Regions from separate parts of the Homo sapiens genome. Here region 1 is linked to region 2. Evidence: read pairs that join two places in POLR2A ChIA-PET (ENCODE). Cell type or tissue: IMR-90. All regions are shown on one strand. Each heading gives the region's core, and the rest is flanking DNA. Links, peaks and the distances in the headings are about the cores only. Region 1 overlaps TBC1D10A (TBC1 domain family member 10A). Region 2 holds the start of SEC14L2 (SEC14 like lipid binding 2).

Region 1 (8,275 bases), core at 1-8,000, 89 kb before region 2:
TTTCTTCCCCACCTTATGCCAAAATTGTCCTAGTAACTTCCACCGTAATCTCAACACCGCTTTTGAGGCCATACAATTCTCCCATACCAGGCACACACATGTTTATCCCTCACCATCCACTCATCCCTAACTGAATGCCCTTTCTTCTCCCTTCTCCAAGTGACAGTAACCCTTCAGAGCCCAATATTACATTAAAAACCATCACTACAACAATAATAATATCAGCAACAGTAGTTACCATTCGTAGATTATTTACTACTTACAATTTTCTTCTCAATGCTTCACATACCTTTATCACATGTACCTTTTGTAATAACCCTACTATAACATCATTCTCCCCTTTTTATTTTATTTTTTTGAGACGGAGTTTTGCGCTTGTTGCCCAGGCTGGAGTGCAATGGCGCGATCTCGGCTCACTGCAACGTCCGCCTTCCGGGTTTAAGTGATTCTCGTGCCTCAGCCTCCCGAGTAGCTGGGATTACAGGCGCCCACCACCACACCCAGCTAATTTTTTGCATTTTTAGTAGAGACAGGGTTTCACTATGTTGGCCAGGCTGGTCTTGAACTCCTGACCTCAGGCGATCCACCCGCCTCGGCCTCCTGAAGTGTTGGGATTACAGGCGTGAGCCACAGCGCCCGGCCCATTCTCCCCATTTTAAAGTAGAATCCAAGGCTTAGTAATGTTAAGAGTGTTTTAAGACCATGTAGCTATAAGTGGCAGAGCTGGGACTCAAACCCAGGCCTGACTGACTCTACAGCTCATGCTCTTGACCCTTGTACTACACTTCTCTGCCTCCACAGGCCAAGCCCTCAGCCTCCACACAGCCTGCATGCCTGCATGCCTGCATGCCTGCCTGCCTGCATGCCTGCATGCCTGCATGCCTGCCTGCCTGCCTGCCTAGATCTCGTAAAATGTCCTCCAACCTGAAGATCTTCATCCTGGCTCAGAACACCATGTCTCATGCTTTTTAAACTGAGACCCACACAAACACAACACACATACACACACACAACCAGAATACATTTTAGGAAACGAGTTGCCCTTACATGTACTAATGCACTCTGATATTTCCAGATTGATTTTCTATTTTTCTATTCTATTGTTTTAAATGCTGGTCACAAGCCCCTAAAACTGATTTCAGCACCAACTGACAAATGAGTCAAGTCATTAAGTGTGAAATATGCACTTCATTACCACTTGCTCATATTACTCAGCACTGTCCCTCCCCAGCTGGACCGGGTCTTGAACTTCTTCTGTGACTCCTACCACACGCCCCAGGTGTTCAACAGCTGCCTGCCTGGCTTTCTCCATGACATCATTACCTTCATCTGCACTGCATCAGGGCTACAAGCTACTTCTGCCTTAGAAATTGTACGTGTCCCTCTAATAGCCCAGTGAAGTGGGGCCCTCACAGATTAATTACTATTTCCATTTGGACCATGACAGACTTGGCCTGATCAGAAAGGTTGTATGACTTGGACAAAGTCACAAAGCTAATAAGTAAGTAGCTGACCCAGGGCTTCCCCTCTGTCACAGTGACCTATATGCTATTTCCAGTTCCCTGGGGAAGGCTGTGGGGAAATCAGGCCCTTCTCCAGATGCTTCTGTGTGGCTCCATCTCTGGCGCCCAAGCCACTGGAGACAGTCTAACCCCCTCCTCCAGTGTTGTGACTGCCCCAGTGAGTGGCCTGCCCGTACCTAGCAATGCTCAGAGACACCAATACACTGGATGGGATGGTTTGCCAGCACAACCTCAGGTGCAGATGGTAAGCCTGGGTAATCTGCCATTTTTTTTTTTTTGAGACGGAGTCTTGCTCTGTCGCCCAGGCTGGAGTGCAGTGGCATGATCTCAGCTCACTGCAACCTCCACCTCCCGGGTTTAAGTGATTCTCTTGCTTCAGCATCCCAAGTAGCTGGGGCACCACCACACCCAGCTAATTTTTGTATTTTTAGTAGAGACGGGGTTTCACCATGTTGGCCAGGATGGTCTCAATCTCTTGACTATGTGATCCACCCGCCTCAGCCTCCCAAAGTGCTGGGATGACAGGCATGAGCCACCGCACCCGGCCAGGGCAATCTGCCATTTGCTGGCAACCCCAGCTTCTGAGGAGGAAAGGCTCAGAGGAGACAAAGGTGGCACCTAATCACAGATCTTGTCAGGCTCCTGGACTGGAACAGGCTTAGCCATGCTGTGCCACGTCATGGTCCAAGGCAGCAGTGACACTCTGCTGACCCCATTCTCTGTAGGTTCCCAGTTTCCTAGCGTTCTCCCAAAACCCAGAGGCTTGAGGCTTCCAAAAGTTCAGAAGGACAAGACTGCTTCCCAGGCTACTGAGACCAAGGGCTGGGGTTCTCTCTTCCCTTGTCCTTCTAGACATCTGCTTTCTGCCCAAGCACATCTCAGCACCTCTGGCTAGGCAGGTTCAGCAAGGGCAGTGTCCATGCTCATCACCTCCTTATCCTAGCCTGTCGTGGGAGATAAATCTTGATACCAAGGAACCCGTCTAAACCCTCCTCCAAGCCTCACTCCCTGAACCAGCCCAAACAAAGAGAAATACACCCTAAGCAGAAAGTCTGAGGTCACAGACCACAGGACTGATCCTCCTCTCACCCATAGGGGAAACCAGGTGGGGTGTAGGGGAGAATAAATAGAGTGGGGACTTGAAGTTAGCTGAGCTAGGTACTCCAGTTCTGCCATCTACTAACTGGGAGACCATGTGCAAAAAGTGACAACTTCTTCATCTTTCAGTGGGGTCATAACGCACACCTCATCTCTTATAGGGCTGCAATGAGGAATAAATGTGTACAAGGGCCCAGCCTGGTGGGTGGCCAGCAAATGGTAGCTATTAGGTGACTGGTATTTGCGGCTTAACTAGCAATTTCACATCTCTTTTCTCATCTGACTGGTCCCCATACACAGGCCTTTGAGGAAGGCAGGGCATGATTACCACCATTTTACTCATGAAGCAATTGAGGCTCTGAGAGATTACTTAATTTGCTCAATGGTAAACAAATTCTAACTCCTGGCCGCTGATCCAAGCTCTACCGCTTTACAGCTGTGTGAAACAGGGCTGGCTGCTTTGCTCTCTGAGCTTCCAGTTCCTCATCTGTAACCCAGGAGGAATGCCACCTCCTCAGAGAACATTGGTAAACATGATGTGAGGCAATTAAGAGCTGACACTTTCATGCGCTGGCCGTGTACTAGCTCTGCCAAGCACTACACAGGCACACAATCCCCCAAGGAAATAGCTTTAATTATCTCCATTTAATAGACAAGAACACTAAGATTCAGCACAGTGGAGTAATATGCCCAAGGTTACATAGCCTGGAAGTAGAGGCTGCCACCTGAGCACTAAACTATACAAGACATATAAAGTCCCCCGCTCATACCATGGCTTCAATCCCTGTCACATTCCCTTCCCTCTTCTTATCACCCTCTGTGCCGAGAAAGGCAGGGGTGAATAACGTGAAAAAAACCCCTCACACTTGGGTCTCCAGGATGGAGAGGAGGCAGTTGGAGGAAGTCCCACCAAAGTGTGGAAAATTGGGAAGTGGATGTGCAGGGGGAGCATGGCCAATCACCGATCCAGAGGGTTTCCCTCTCCACCCAGAGCCTGAAAGTGAAGTGAGGACAAACAAAAGGCTGACCTGTTTTGCATACTAGGCAACAACCTCTGGAGTTCACTACCCTAAGAGGTGGTAATGAATGAAGGTATAAATGGCTTTTAGACCAGTTCCATAAGAAGTGATGATGAGAAACCAAAGGCAGGAGAGGGTAGGCTGGTGGTGTGCAAATGGCTGTCAGGACTGGGAAACCTATGAGATCATGCAGTGAGGCCATCCCCTCCCCAGAAGGTAAGCGGTCTGCCTGACGCCACACACTCTGTGAGTTGGTAGGAAAAAGGAAGAGGGTCTGCAGCAGCCTGGCACTCCCTTCTGGGGCCCGGCCACCCCTGCCTAGGAGCCGGCTGGCAGTGTCCAGGCTCCCTGTCTGAGTGAGAGAGTCTGGCTTGCTTCACTCTCCCTCCTTCCCAATGCAGGCTAATTCTGGGGCTGCCTGTCTTTCCCATGAGGAATTCCCTGGCTCTGCTCCTTCTAGTGCTGGGTCAGTGCACAATGGTAAACAGGTTCTCTCCACCCTTCACTGGCCTTGGTGCCCTGGACCTCTGCCCAGCTCTCTACTCTGCTCAGCTCCACCCTACTCAGTGTGAGAAATGGTTCCTTTAGCACTAGCCTTGCTGGCTCCCAAAAAGAAAAACCAAGGTATCTACCTTCCTCTGATGCACTCATCTAGGGAAGGGCGTAGACCACAGAGAAACTCCCAAGCAGCTCTCCCTGACAACTGCAGAAAGGTATTAGATAGGGTCTTGCTCTGTCGCCCAAGATGGAGTGCAGTGGCATGATCTCGGCTCACTGCAGCCTCCGCCTCCTGGGCTTAAGCCATCCTCCCACCTCAGCCTCTCGAGTAGCTGGGACCATAGGCTCATGCTACCATGCCCCACTAAGTTTTGCATTTTTTGTAGAGACAAGGTTTCACCGTGTTGCCCAGGCTAGTCTCAAACTCCTGGGCTCAAGTGATCTGCCTGCATCAGCCTCCCAAAGTGTTAGGATTACGGGTATTAGTGACTGAGTGCCGCCTGAGACTATTCTCAACAGAAGACATCTTTTCTCCAAATCCCAGCTCCTACCAGGCAGAGTGCTGCTTGAAATTCCCTTGCTGGTGACTGAGTCCTTGGATCACAATCTCACTGCAGGCACCCAGGGGCCACCCTGACTCATCCTTACCAAACTGCTAGATCTCATTGATAGATCTTACCAAAATTAGTCTTGACTCACTGTTTATATAAGGCCCCTCCTCTGCCCAGACTCGTCCATGGCTCCCTACTGCCCTCATTATCCAACAGAAACCTCAGACCCTGTAGCTGGGCATTACGGCACACGCCCTGTCATCCCAGCTGCTCGGGAGACTGAAGTGGGAGGATCACTTGAGCTCAGGAGTTTGAAGCTGCAGTGAACCATGATTGTGCCACTGCACCCTAGACTGGGCCACTGGGTCACAGGGCAAGACCTTTTCTCAAAACAAACAAAACAAACAGAAAACAAAGAACAATAACAACAACAACAACAAAAACAACACAAAAAACAAAGAAACTTCAGGCCCTGGCTCTCAAGGCCCTCCTGTTCCCCTGCACATCCCTTTCTCCCCTAGTCCCATCTCTATAGGCCCCTACCCCTGAGCCATCTTCCTTCAACCCCCATTCAATTTTGGTGCCATCATCTTGGGAAGCATCATTCCAAACTCCTTCTCATCTCTACAAAGCCTCTCCTAACTACTCCAGGGACAGAACACAATCAGGCCCTCATTATATTCCATGCACACCTTTCTAGAGCCTGTGTTCCAGGCCCTGAATCTACAAAGATGAATAAAATGTGGTCCCTGCCCTTGAGGAGGTCAATCTGGCATCAACAAACAGGTAGGTAAATAACTAGCACACAGAGAAGAAGTGCCATCACAGGAGCATGTAGAAGGGGCTAGGAGACTGCAAAAAGACCCCAGGGTGAGGACGGGCTGTTTAGAGAAAGCTTTAAAGGGGAATTGACTTTTGAATTGGGGTTTGAAGGGTGACAGGAAGTAGCTAGGCTGAGAAAGGGGAAAGAACACACCAGGCAAAACACTCAGTATGTTCAAATGCTAGTTAATAGGAGAGGGAATGGCTTGTTTGGGGAATGTGAGCAGTCCAGTGGGACAGGTGGAGCTTCTCCACCTAAGGGCTGTTCTGCAGAGGCAGCATTTCATGAGAAGGCGCGTTCCTGGAGGGCAGGGGCTCTCTTGGCCTCATTCTCTGCAGTGTGTCCCAAGCCTGATACCTAGCTGGTGCTCAATAAATGTGTGTGTGTGTGTGTGTGTGTGTGTGTGTGTGTGTGTGTGTGTTGTTATTGTTGTTTTGAGACGGAGTCTTGCTCTGTCGCCCAGGCTGGAGTGCAGTGGCGCAATCTCGACTCACTGCAACCTCCGCCTCCCGGGTTCAAGCTATTCTCCTGCCTCAGCCTCCTGAGTAGCTGGGACTACAGGTGTGCGCCACCACGGCCAGCTAATTTTTTTTTTTTTTTTTTTTTTTTTTTTTTTTAGCAGAGACGGGGTTTCACCATGTTGGCCAGGATGGTCTCGATCTCCTGACCTCATGATCCACCCACCTCAGCCTCCCAAAGTGTAGGGATTACAGGCGTGAGCCACCGTGCCTGGCCAACAAATGTGTGTGTTGAGTGATTCATGAGCTTGGTGACCTCAGACACTCTGAATTTCATTAAGTGTTGTCAGCAGTGAAAAGGGAATATGCTCCTCTACCTTGATATCAGGTGGGTAAAGCATAGTAAGAACTTGATAAAGAGCATTCCCTCTCTGGCCTGGTACCAGCTCTAGATCTTCCTCAAAGCCCAGCACAGGGCTGAGCACAGATCTGCTTGATGATGGCATTTTATAACATTACAATTCTAATATTCAATTAACTTAACTGAATGTCTGTTATAACAACAGACGCTTGCTATGCACCAGACACTGTGTTCAGCACTTAACTTACATTATTTCATTTAATCCTGACAAGCCCATGAGATAAATCCTCTAATTATCAACTCCCTTTTGTGAATAAGGAAACTCAGGTTCTTCAGAAAGACAATAACTGGCCAAAGTCCAAGTCAAGCAGGGGATGGCACTGGAAAGTGAATCCGGGCCCTGCTCATCTCTCCCTCTGTCACTCAACTCCACCACCAAGTGCTGTCCAGTAGGCTGGGTATACACAGCCTTGCTCCTGAGGAGCTTGGAGCTCAGTGGACTCAGAGGCACAAGCTGTGTGATGCTTGGCAAGTCACTTTGCCTCTCTGGGACTTGGTTTCTGCTTCTTAAAATGGGGACTATGATGATAAATACTCTCACAGAATTAAACGAGGTGATGTAGGTGAAAGCCTCGTCCACCATACAGGCTCCTCTGTGAAATGGCATTACTGTGACTATCCTGGGAGGATGGAGGGGGTCACTCAGAAGCAGAACAGGAAGCTCAGGATGAAAGTCTACATGGTGCCAGGCACAGTAGCTCACGCCTATAATCCCAACATTTTGGGAGGCAGAGGCCAGAGGATTGCTTGAGGCCAGGAGTTTGAGACCAGCCTGGGCAAGAGAGTGAGACCCTGTCTCTACAAAATTGTTTTAAAAATTAGCCAGGCATAGTGCTGCATGTCTGTAGTCGTAGCTACTCAGGAGGCTGAGGTGGAAGATTGCTTGAGCCCAGGAGTTCAAGGCTGCAGTGAGCCATAATTGTGCCACTGCACTCCAGCCTGGGTGAGAGAGGGAGACCCTGACTCAAAAAAAAAAAAAAAACCCACCAAAAAAACACAAAAAACCCACAAAAAACCCACAGAGGAGGGTGGTGGTAATTATTAAGCAAACTCAGACTCCTTCCCCAAGTGACTACCACCACCCAGGAGGACAGAGGCCCCGGGCAGCACTCTGGTTGCAAGCCTTGAGTGGAATCTTTCGGGATGCCCACCTTTGCTCTTACTTCTGCTTATCTTTACAGACCAAGGAAAGGGAAGGTCAGGCCCTCAGATCACAGCCCTGCTCCAGATGACTCAGCGAGGAACTCATGGGGGGATTCCCAACCTGCCCTGGCAGGCCAGGAAGCTCCAGACCACAAGCTGAGTGGGACTGGCTCCTGCCTAACCTCCACGGTCGTGGGGTAGGTTGGAAGAGCACGTGAGGGAAGCCAGATTTTCACCCCAAAGCTGCATTGCTCCCTTACCATTATGCTAAATGTCTGAGGTAAAATCTCAGAGGGTAATTTACACTCGAATTGTGAGAGCCGCCATGTTCCACAGAGCCCTTACTTTGTGACAGACACTGTGCTGGGTGCTTTACCAACAACATCTCCCTTAATCCTAACAATACTCCTGCTCCCAATGCCACCGCCACACCCAGCTAATTTTTTTGTATTTTTAGTAGAGATACAGTTTCGCTATGTTGCCCAGGCTGGTCTTGAACTCCTGGACTGAAGTGATCTGTCCACCTTGGCCTCCCAGAGTACTGGGATTATAGGCATGAGCCACAGTGCCCAGCCTAGGTTCTCTTTCTTTGTGAAGCCAAGCGAAGATGAAAGGGAAAGCAGCAGCATTCTCCAAAAGTGGCTGGCCGCGGAAGATCGCTTCTGGACTCACAGTGTCCAAGGCCCAAAGCACTGAGTAGGGACAGGAGTTCTCCGAACTTATGCTCCTTCACTGGGTCAC
Region 2 (8,324 bases), core at 122-8,121:
ACACCAAGGGCAGAGCAAAGTCCTTAAATGTCTTTAACAGGCCTGGTGCCTTTGCCTCCAGGTAAGGAGAGAGACTGGGGACATTCTGCTTTGTCTCTCCCAGAGACTTGAGTGTTGAGGGGGCAGAAGTATGGCTCTGGGAGACGAGATGCCCACAGACTCCTGGACCTAGCTCTGCATTAATTCCAGGCCATAAGGGGAGGGCACAGCTGAGCACTTTCCATGTGCCAGGCAGTGGGCACTCCACATATGTCATGCCACTAACAACTTTGGGCAAGCCATGCCTTATCTGGGCCTCAGTTTCCCTAGCTGTTAAACGAGGTAAGTTGCATGATCCCTGAATGATCTATGTTTCTCTCTCCCTCTCAGGGTTCTGCCAGCCCCGGGATCTGTGTCTCTATTGGAGCAGTTCTTACATTCATTCATTCATTCAGGATACATTTATTAATAATCCCTGTAGGCTGGGCACCGTGGCTCACATTTGTAATCCTAGCACTTTGAGAGGCCGAGGCGGATCACTTGAGGTCAGGAGTTCGACACCCGCCTGGCCAACATGGTGAAACCCCATCTGTACTAAAAATACAAAAATTAGCTTGGCATGGTGGCGTGCACCTGTAATCCCAGCTACTCGGGAGGCCGAGGCAGGAGAATAGCTTGAACCCGGGAGGCGAAGGTTGCAGTGAGCCGAGGTCGTGACACTGCACTCCAGCCTGGGTGACAGAGCGAGTCTCCGTTTCAAAAAAAAAACAATGCAAAAACAATCCCTGTGTGCAGGATGCTGTGCTGTCCTGCACTATGCGAGCCTGGTTAGAAGAGCTCATTAGATAGCACCTTTCAATCCCTCCTTGTTCAGAGGCCCAGAGAGCTCAGGTGTCTCTTCCAAGGTCACACAATGAGGTAAGGATAAATTTGGAACTAAAACTGAGACTCCCTGCCCTTCTGATGCCCACTGGCCTCAGTCCCAGTGGGCACACTTGCTCGCCTCCTGCCTGGGTCTCTGACTTCAGGAGGGCGGAGGGGGCCCGTGTCAGAGCCTTCCGCGCCCCAGCGCATCGCTCCCTACTCCGCCTCTCGGGATCCTTTAAGAGGCGGGGCTTGGCTGCCAGCTCCGCGGCCCGGGCAAAAGGCTGGGACTTTACTCCGGGTGGCGGCGAGGACGAGTCTGTGCTCCATCAGCTGCCGCACCCGCCGCCTCCCGCCCCCAAACCCCATCCCCGCGGTTGAGCCACGATGAGCGGCAGAGTCGGCGATCTGAGCCCCAGGCAGAAGGAGGCATTGGCCAAGGTGAGCTGTAGCCCTGGCCCGGGCTCCCGCCTCGGGCTGTGGCCCTCGCCCTCCTGCGGCAGCGAGAAGGGACGGGGCTGGGTGGGGGCCGAGGGTCCGTGGCGGGCGGCGGAGGGAACAGAGGCGGCTGTCCCAGCCTGGCCCGCGCCCGCGGATGGCTCCTTCCTCCCTTTGCCACCCTCGAGGTCCCAGGAAGTTTGGCCACCCCCCGCCCAAGCTCTGAGCAGCCGTGGCGGTGCCACCTGGGGACAAGTGGTTGCTTGTGAGTCCCCGGAGGCCGCTGAGGGCACAAAGGCAACATTCATCCTCGGGACTGGCAGCCGGGCCCTGGGGCAGGGGCAGGGGCAGGGGCCCAAGTTTCCTCCCATTTCCGGGAGGCTTTCTTCTTGTAGGGTCAGTGGCACGATGGAAAGGGCTCTGGATAGCTCCTTGGGAGACTTGGATAGCTCCTGCCCCGGCACCAAGCCGCTGTGCGACCTTGGGCAAAACCCTGCCCTTCTCTTTGCTCCTCGATGCCATGGAATGAGGAGGTTGGACCAGATGATGTTGAAGGGAACACCTCCGTGTGTGAATTCCAGGCTCCCCCCATGAGGCACTGGGTTGGTGTTAGTTTGAGCTGAGACCAGCCGTCCCCTATCTTGCATCCCAGACCCCTGCCTGGTTCAGGACTTAAGGTTTATGCTCCTCAGAAGGCAAGAAGGTGAGCCTGGCTTTGCCTTGGCATCTGTGACAAGGAGGGGGCAACAGTTTGAGGGCGGGACCTTCCTCTTCACGAACTAAATCTCTTATCTGTCACCCCTGGGGAGTGAGGAGGTCGGCTCTTCTCTGGGCAAGAGCCGATAGGGTCTGGCCCCAAGATTTGGAGGCTCCACAGCTGGGGAGTTTTCCATGGCTGGGAAAGGTGGGGCGGGGGGCAGATGTATCCTGCCACTGGCAGCAGTGGGGAGGCACCAGCTCCATAAAGCCTCTGTCCCAGGCTGGGCCTCCCCCATCCCAGGAAGGCTGGACAGGGAGGCTTCAGATTTTACTGCTGACTCGCAGGAGAGGTCAGGCAGAGAAGGGATTAGGTGGTGATTAAACTGGAGACCAGGGGCTGGTTAGGGTCCTTGGAGAGGGGTAGCTTCATGCCTGCAGTTTGGAGGAGCAGTTTCCCTGGTGCACTGGGAGCTGCTTTGTGGGGTGGGATGGTCTGAGTCCCTGGCTGACCTAGGCAAGGGGCAGAGGTGGCCAGTCCTCATTAGTGTCCTCTGGGACTGCCCTCTAGGTCAGTGGTCAGGGAAAGGTGAATGGCTGGGAGCAGGAGGCTCAGGGAGGGCATATAGGGGCCTGTTCGCCTACCAGGGAGTGAGAGGTTGGAGGTAGGTGTGGCTGTCCATTGAGGTCACTGTCCACCTCCTTTGTTTGGCACTACCTGCACTTTCCCGCTTCCTGGCTTCCCCTACTGGAACTGTTCCCTCCACCTGAGTTGCCCACCTCTCTCCCCCGCTGCCTTTGAAGTCCTTCAAGCCCAGCACAAATGCCATGTTTTATAGGAAGCCGTGTGAGACCACCTCTTTCTTCCCTCTGCTCCCCAGCAAACTCCTCATCCTTCCATGGGGCAGAAGACCATGGTGGAAAGAGTGTGTGCTCTGGACTCAGACAGACCCGGGTTTGCATCCCAACTCTGCTAATGACTAGCTGTTTGACCTTGGGCATGTTACTTAGCCTCTCTGAGCTTTAATTCCTTCATCTGTAGAATGGGGACAATACTTCTACGGGTTGTGAGTGAGGAGTAAATAAGCTATGGTGCCAAGATCAGCGCTGAGCGACAGGAAATGCTTGGTAAACTGACAGCTTTTACTGCAGTCCGTATCAGAGTGCCTACTATCACGATTAGCTGGGAACACATCTGCCTGCCCGCAGACTGGTGTGTGGGAGCCCTTGTTGTGGGGCAGGGGCAGTGTCTCACTCCCTTCCCACTTCCTGCCCTGCAACCTGGCACCCCCTGACAAGACAGTGCTCCAGGCAGCATGAGTGCCCAGGGAGTGTCTGCAGAGTTGAACTATGTTAAAGAGAAGTCCAGTTGGCCGGGCGTGGGGGTTCATGCCTGTAATCCCAGCACTTTAGACCGAGATGGGCGGATCAGGACGAGGTCAGGAGATCAAGACTACCCTGGCTAACACGGTGAAACCCTGTCTCTACTAAAAATACAAAAAATAGCCAGGCGTGTTGGCAGGCCCCTGTAGTCCCAGCTACTTGGGAGGCTGAGTCAGGAGAATGGTGTGAACCCGGGAGGCAGAGCTTACAGGGAGTGGAGATCGCCCACCGCACTCCAGCCTGGGCGAGAGTGCGAGACTCTATCTCAAAAAAAAAAAAAAAAAAAAAAAAGAAACAAAGAAAGAGGCGTCCAGCAAAGATCTCAGTGGAGAGTCCTAGGCAGAGGGCAGCAGTCAGGGCGGGCCCTACCACTCACCCCGATGCCTCTCCCTACAGTTTCGGGAGAATGTCCAGGATGTGCTGCCGGCCCTGCCGAATCCAGATGACTATTTTCTCCTGCGTTGGCTCCGAGGTGAGGGAAGAGGGGCTGCGGGAGGCTGGGGCAGGGGCTTGTTCTGGGCAACAGAATAGCACCCTCTGAAAACCCTGCCCTTGGCAATTGAGGCATCTAGAGTGTCCAACCTTTAGCGCCAAAGGGCCCTTGGCAATGACATAAGCTCAACCCTCCTAGTGGATAAAGACACTGAGGCTCAGAGAGGTCAAGTGACTTGTTCCAAGCCACACAGTGAGCGAACTGCAGGCAGAGAAAAGGGGAGAGTCCAGGTCGGCTGACCCTTGGCCCACAGCCTTTTCCATCTACTCAAGAAATCTGCTCTGCTGATGGAGTTGGGGAAATTGGCTGAAGAAAAAGTGAGAAAGGCCCCAGCCATGTGGGGGGTCGGAGGCAGAGCCAAGTGTAGAACCAGAGTCCTGGCCCCTGCTATGCCCTAGTGTGATGGCAGGTCCCTGCAGACCACAGTTTAGGCAACTTGAGGGAGGGGCAGAGTGCATGGGGAACCTGAGGGGCACAGCCTGACCTAGAGTGACAAGAGTCTCCTCAAACCACCACCAGGCTCTAGAGCCCAGGTCCTGGTTCCAGCTCTTCCCCAGCCTGGCTGTGGTGCCTTGTTCAGGGTAAATACTTCCCTAGGATCCTCCTCTGGAAGAGCAGGACAAGACCTGCCTGCTGCAAGACGTGACATGACAGAACTCTGCATGTGGTGTTGAAATGCACACATTTCTACTGGCATGAGGGTCAAATTCAGCCTGGTGCCCCAATCCCTGAGATGTTTCCATTCCTTCCCCTCCTCTCCTTTCCTGTGATTCAGGTCATGTGCCACCCTCCCTGATTCTTCTGACACTTTTTTTCCCCTCTATATAGAAATTTTATTAACAGACATAGAAATAATAAAGAAAATTCCATTATGGCCAGGTGCGGTGGCTCACGCCTGTAATCCCAGCAGTTTGGGAGGCTAGGCGGGCAGATCACTTGAGGCCAGGACTTCGAGACCAGCCTGGCTGACATGGTGAAACTCCACCTCTACTAAAAAACACAAAAATTAGCCGGGCATGGTGGCGGGCACCTGTAATCCCAGCTACTCAGGAGGCTGAGGTGGGAGGGTCGCTTGAACCCGGGAGGTGGAGGTTGCAGTGAGCTGACATTTCGCCACTGCACTCCAGCCTGGGTGACAGAGGGAGACTCCGTCTCAAAAAAAAAAAAAAAAAAAAAAAAAAAAAGAAGGTTACCTTTTTTTTTTTCTTTTTAGTAGAGACCTAGGTTTCACGTTGGCCAGGCTGGTCTCGAACTCCTGGCCTCAAGTGATCTGCCTGCCTTGGCCTCCCAAAGTGTGGTATAGAATCATATCCTAAAATATTAAAGTACAAATTATGCCCTATTATTTTAATTTTAATTTCTTTTTTTGAGACAGGGTCTCACTCTGCTGCCCAGGCAATGGGCATGATCGTAGGTCACTGCTGCCTTGAACTCCTGGTCTCAAGTGATTTATTTATTTATTTATTTATTTATTTATTTATTTATTTAGAGATGGAGTCTTGCTCTGTTGCCCAGGCTGGAGTGCAATGGTGCAGTCTCGGCTCACTGCCACCTCCACCTCCCAGGTTCAAGCAATTCTTCTGCCTCAGCCTCCTGAGTAGCTGGGATTATAGGCTCCCACCACCACACCGGCTAAGGGTTTCACCATGTTGGCCAGGCTGGTCTCAAACTCCTGACCTCAGGTGATCTGCCCACCTCAGCCTCCCAAAGTGTTAGGATTACAGGCGTGAGCCACCACACCTGGCTGTTATTTTTATTTTATATTTTTATTTTTATTATTTTTATTTTTTTTGAGACAGAGTCTCACTCTGTCGCCCAGGCTGGACTGCAATGGTGCGATCTCGGCTCACTGCAACCTCCACCTCCCAGTTTCAAGCAATTCTCCTACCTCAGCCTCCCAAGTAGCTGGGATTACAGGCATGCGCCACCACGCCCGGCTAATTTTTTTTTTTTTTGTATCTTTAGTAGAGACGGGGTTTCACTATGTTGGCCAGCCTGGTCTCGAATTCCTGACCTCATGATCCATCCGCCTTGGCCTATTTTTACTTTTGAAACAGGGTCTTGCTGGCCTCAAACTCCTGGGATCAAGTGATCCTCCCACCTCAGCCTCCCGAGTAGCTTGGCCTACAGGTACACACCACTGTGACTGGCCCTATTATTTCTTTATGGACACATAAAGACATGCACATGCACACCCTAGGAGTCTTGGGGCAGATGAAGAGATGTATTTTCCTTTTCTTTCCAGAAATTTCACAGAGCTGGCACGCTCCTGAGAGGCTGCTTGTAAACATCTGAGGGCAGATCCATCCAGGAGCCTCTGGAAGTGTCACTTGCCCCTTTCCCCAAAAAAGCTTCCATACCATCCCCCTACCCCAGTCCACCGCCCAGAGATGGTGGAGGGGTAGTGTGGGGGCGGCAGTGGAATCAGTTCAGGCTGGAGGAAATTTTGGCCCAGCATTTGCTAAAGGGCTGCAGCTAGAAGCAGGTGGGTGGAGAGAGTGGGAAGATAGTAGCCTTCTTAAAGGGCCAGTTGCAAAATGATCCAGCAGACTAGGGAGCTGCTGTTGGGGGAGAAGCATGGTTTCTGAGAGCCACTGAACAGCAACACAGCTCTCTTACTGAGGCAGGGGCCAGCCAGGGGTCCTGGCAGCTGGTCTCCTGATTCCTGGGGAGCCTCATACTTCAGGCACACCCTACCCCCTCACAGTGGCGGTCATTCAAAGAATGTGGTCGGTCATTCTCATTTGCCAGATGAGAAAACAGGCTCAGAGAGGGGAGGGGACTTACCTGAAGTTACAGTTAATGCGAAGCAGAATCAGGGCAGAAACCTAGGACTCCAGACTCCAGGCCAGTATCCTTTCCAGGAAGCCACCCCTGCTCCTTAAAGCCAAGCTCAGCCTCTTACAACAGAGGAAGTGTCTCCTCTGCATTTCATTTGTGCCTCACATTTCCTGGGCAGGAGCTCAGGCCTGGTCAGAACCTAATATGAATCTCAATTGGGTTTTTTTTTTTTGTCCCTAAAAAAAACCCAAAACCCAAAAAACAACAAAAAACCAAGGCCTGGCATGGTGGTTCATGCCTGTAATCCCAGCACTTTGGGAGGCCAAGGTGGGAGGATCACCTAAGCCCAGGAATTCAAGACCAGCCTGGGCAATATAGCAAGACCCTGCCTCTACTTAAAAAAAAAAAAATTAGCTGGGTGTGGTGGCGTGCACCTGTAGTCCCAGCTACTCGGTAGGCCGAGGTGGGAAGTCACTTAATCCAGTAGTTTGAGACTATAGTGAGCTATATCGCACCACTGCATTCCAACCTGGGCGACAGAGCAAGATTCTGTCTCAAAGAAAATAAAACAAAACAAAACAAACAAAAAAACAGCCTTTTCTCTTTCTCTCCTTCAATCTGACAAAGACCTTTCATAAAAGTCACACACGGGCAGAATGTCTGTCCCTAACCCAGGTGTGTGCTTGGGGCTCCTCTCCCTCCCTTTCTCCACTGAGGGCTTCAGTTTTCTGCTGGCTTCCAGGCATGGAGAGCAGGTCCGCAAGTCTCCTCTGCTTCCCCCTGACTGAGGCTGAGTTCTGGGCACCCCAGCAAGAAGGATCAGAGAGCAGGATAAAACAAGGAAGTGGTGGAAGCCCTGGGAGGGAGGCAGAGCGGGTCTGAGTCTCTGCATTTTACAGGTCTAGGGAATGAATGAACCACCACCACCCAGACAGCTGCTCCTGAGCTGGGTTCTTGCAGTGCCCCAAGCCATGCTTTGAGTTGCCCCTGACCAGGGCAGCAGGAGCCTGGAGAGGCCTCAAGCAGGCATGGGGAGGCCTCAGGTGTGGTACTGCCAAGAGCAGGTGGCAACTCTGGGAGAGCCCTCACAGAAGATGCTGGATGTTGGGCCTTGGCAGATAAGGGTTAACTGGAGAGCCTCCCCAAGATAAGGGGCTCACAGTTCGCCACCACTCCTGTTCCCTAAGAAGATAAGGGTTCTGGCTGGGCGCGGTGGCTCACGCCTGTAATCCCAGCACTTTGGGAGGCCGAGGCAGGTGGATCATGAGGTCAGGAGATCGAGACCATCCTGGCTAACAAGGTGAAACCCCGTCTCTACTAAAAATACAAAAAATTAGCCGGGTGCGGTGGCGGGCGCCTGTAGTCCCAGCTACTCGGGAGGCTGAGGCAGGAGAATGGCGTGAACCCGGGAAGCGGAGCTTGCAGTGAGCTGAGATTGCGCCACTGCAGTCCGCAGTCCGGCCTGGGCGACAGAGCGAGACTCCGTCTCAAAAAAAAAAAAAAAAAAAAGAAAAAAAAAAAAAGAAGATAAGGGTTCTTCTCACAATAGTGGTGTCCTTCCTATGGAAGATTCTCATTTTCATGGCCCAACTCCCCCACCATGAGAGGACAGTGCCTTGCATCTTCCAAGTGTTTCTATCTTATCAGATGATTTGGTCAGAGATGTACAGTATCTTGTCCAAGGTCAAGC

What was found. ChIA-PET counts read pairs that join two places held together with the same protein. Peaks named below come from ENCODE experiments on the same cell type or tissue, not always from the same donor. Only the 100,000 strongest peaks of a DNase experiment are listed, where the experiment ranks them.
Region 1: POLR2A ChIA-PET joins it to region 2 with 11 read pairs; 8 of 35 experiments call an interaction of 5 or more read pairs at or near these places.

What each region holds. Positions count from the first base shown.
Region 1 is chr22:30,307,454-30,315,728 of GRCh38, forward strand. All of the region lies in intron 1 of TBC1D10A (TBC1 domain family member 10A), which reads right to left. Among named protein-coding and RNA genes, the nearest start is that of TBC1D10A, 15 kb to the right of the region's middle. RefSeq lists enhancers at 1,187-1,246, 1,307-1,396, 2,463-2,512, 7,385-7,444. In IMR-90, for the core only: no CTCF peak of the experiment used is centred there; DNase peaks (open chromatin) are centred at 1,278, 3,098, 4,828, 7,648 and 1 weaker place; H3K27ac peaks cover 854 bases.
Region 2 is chr22:30,395,887-30,404,210 of GRCh38, forward strand. SEC14L2 (SEC14 like lipid binding 2) reads left to right here and starts at 1,132. Exons shown (of 12, transcript NM_012429.5): 1 at 1,132-1,284; 2 at 3,757-3,832. The coding sequence starts at 1,231. RefSeq lists silencers at 1,375-1,444, 1,465-1,524 and enhancers at 5,905-6,405, 6,406-6,906. In IMR-90, for the core only: no CTCF peak of the experiment used is centred there; no DNase peak of the experiment used is centred there; H3K4me3 peaks cover 1,798 bases; H3K27ac peaks cover 663 bases.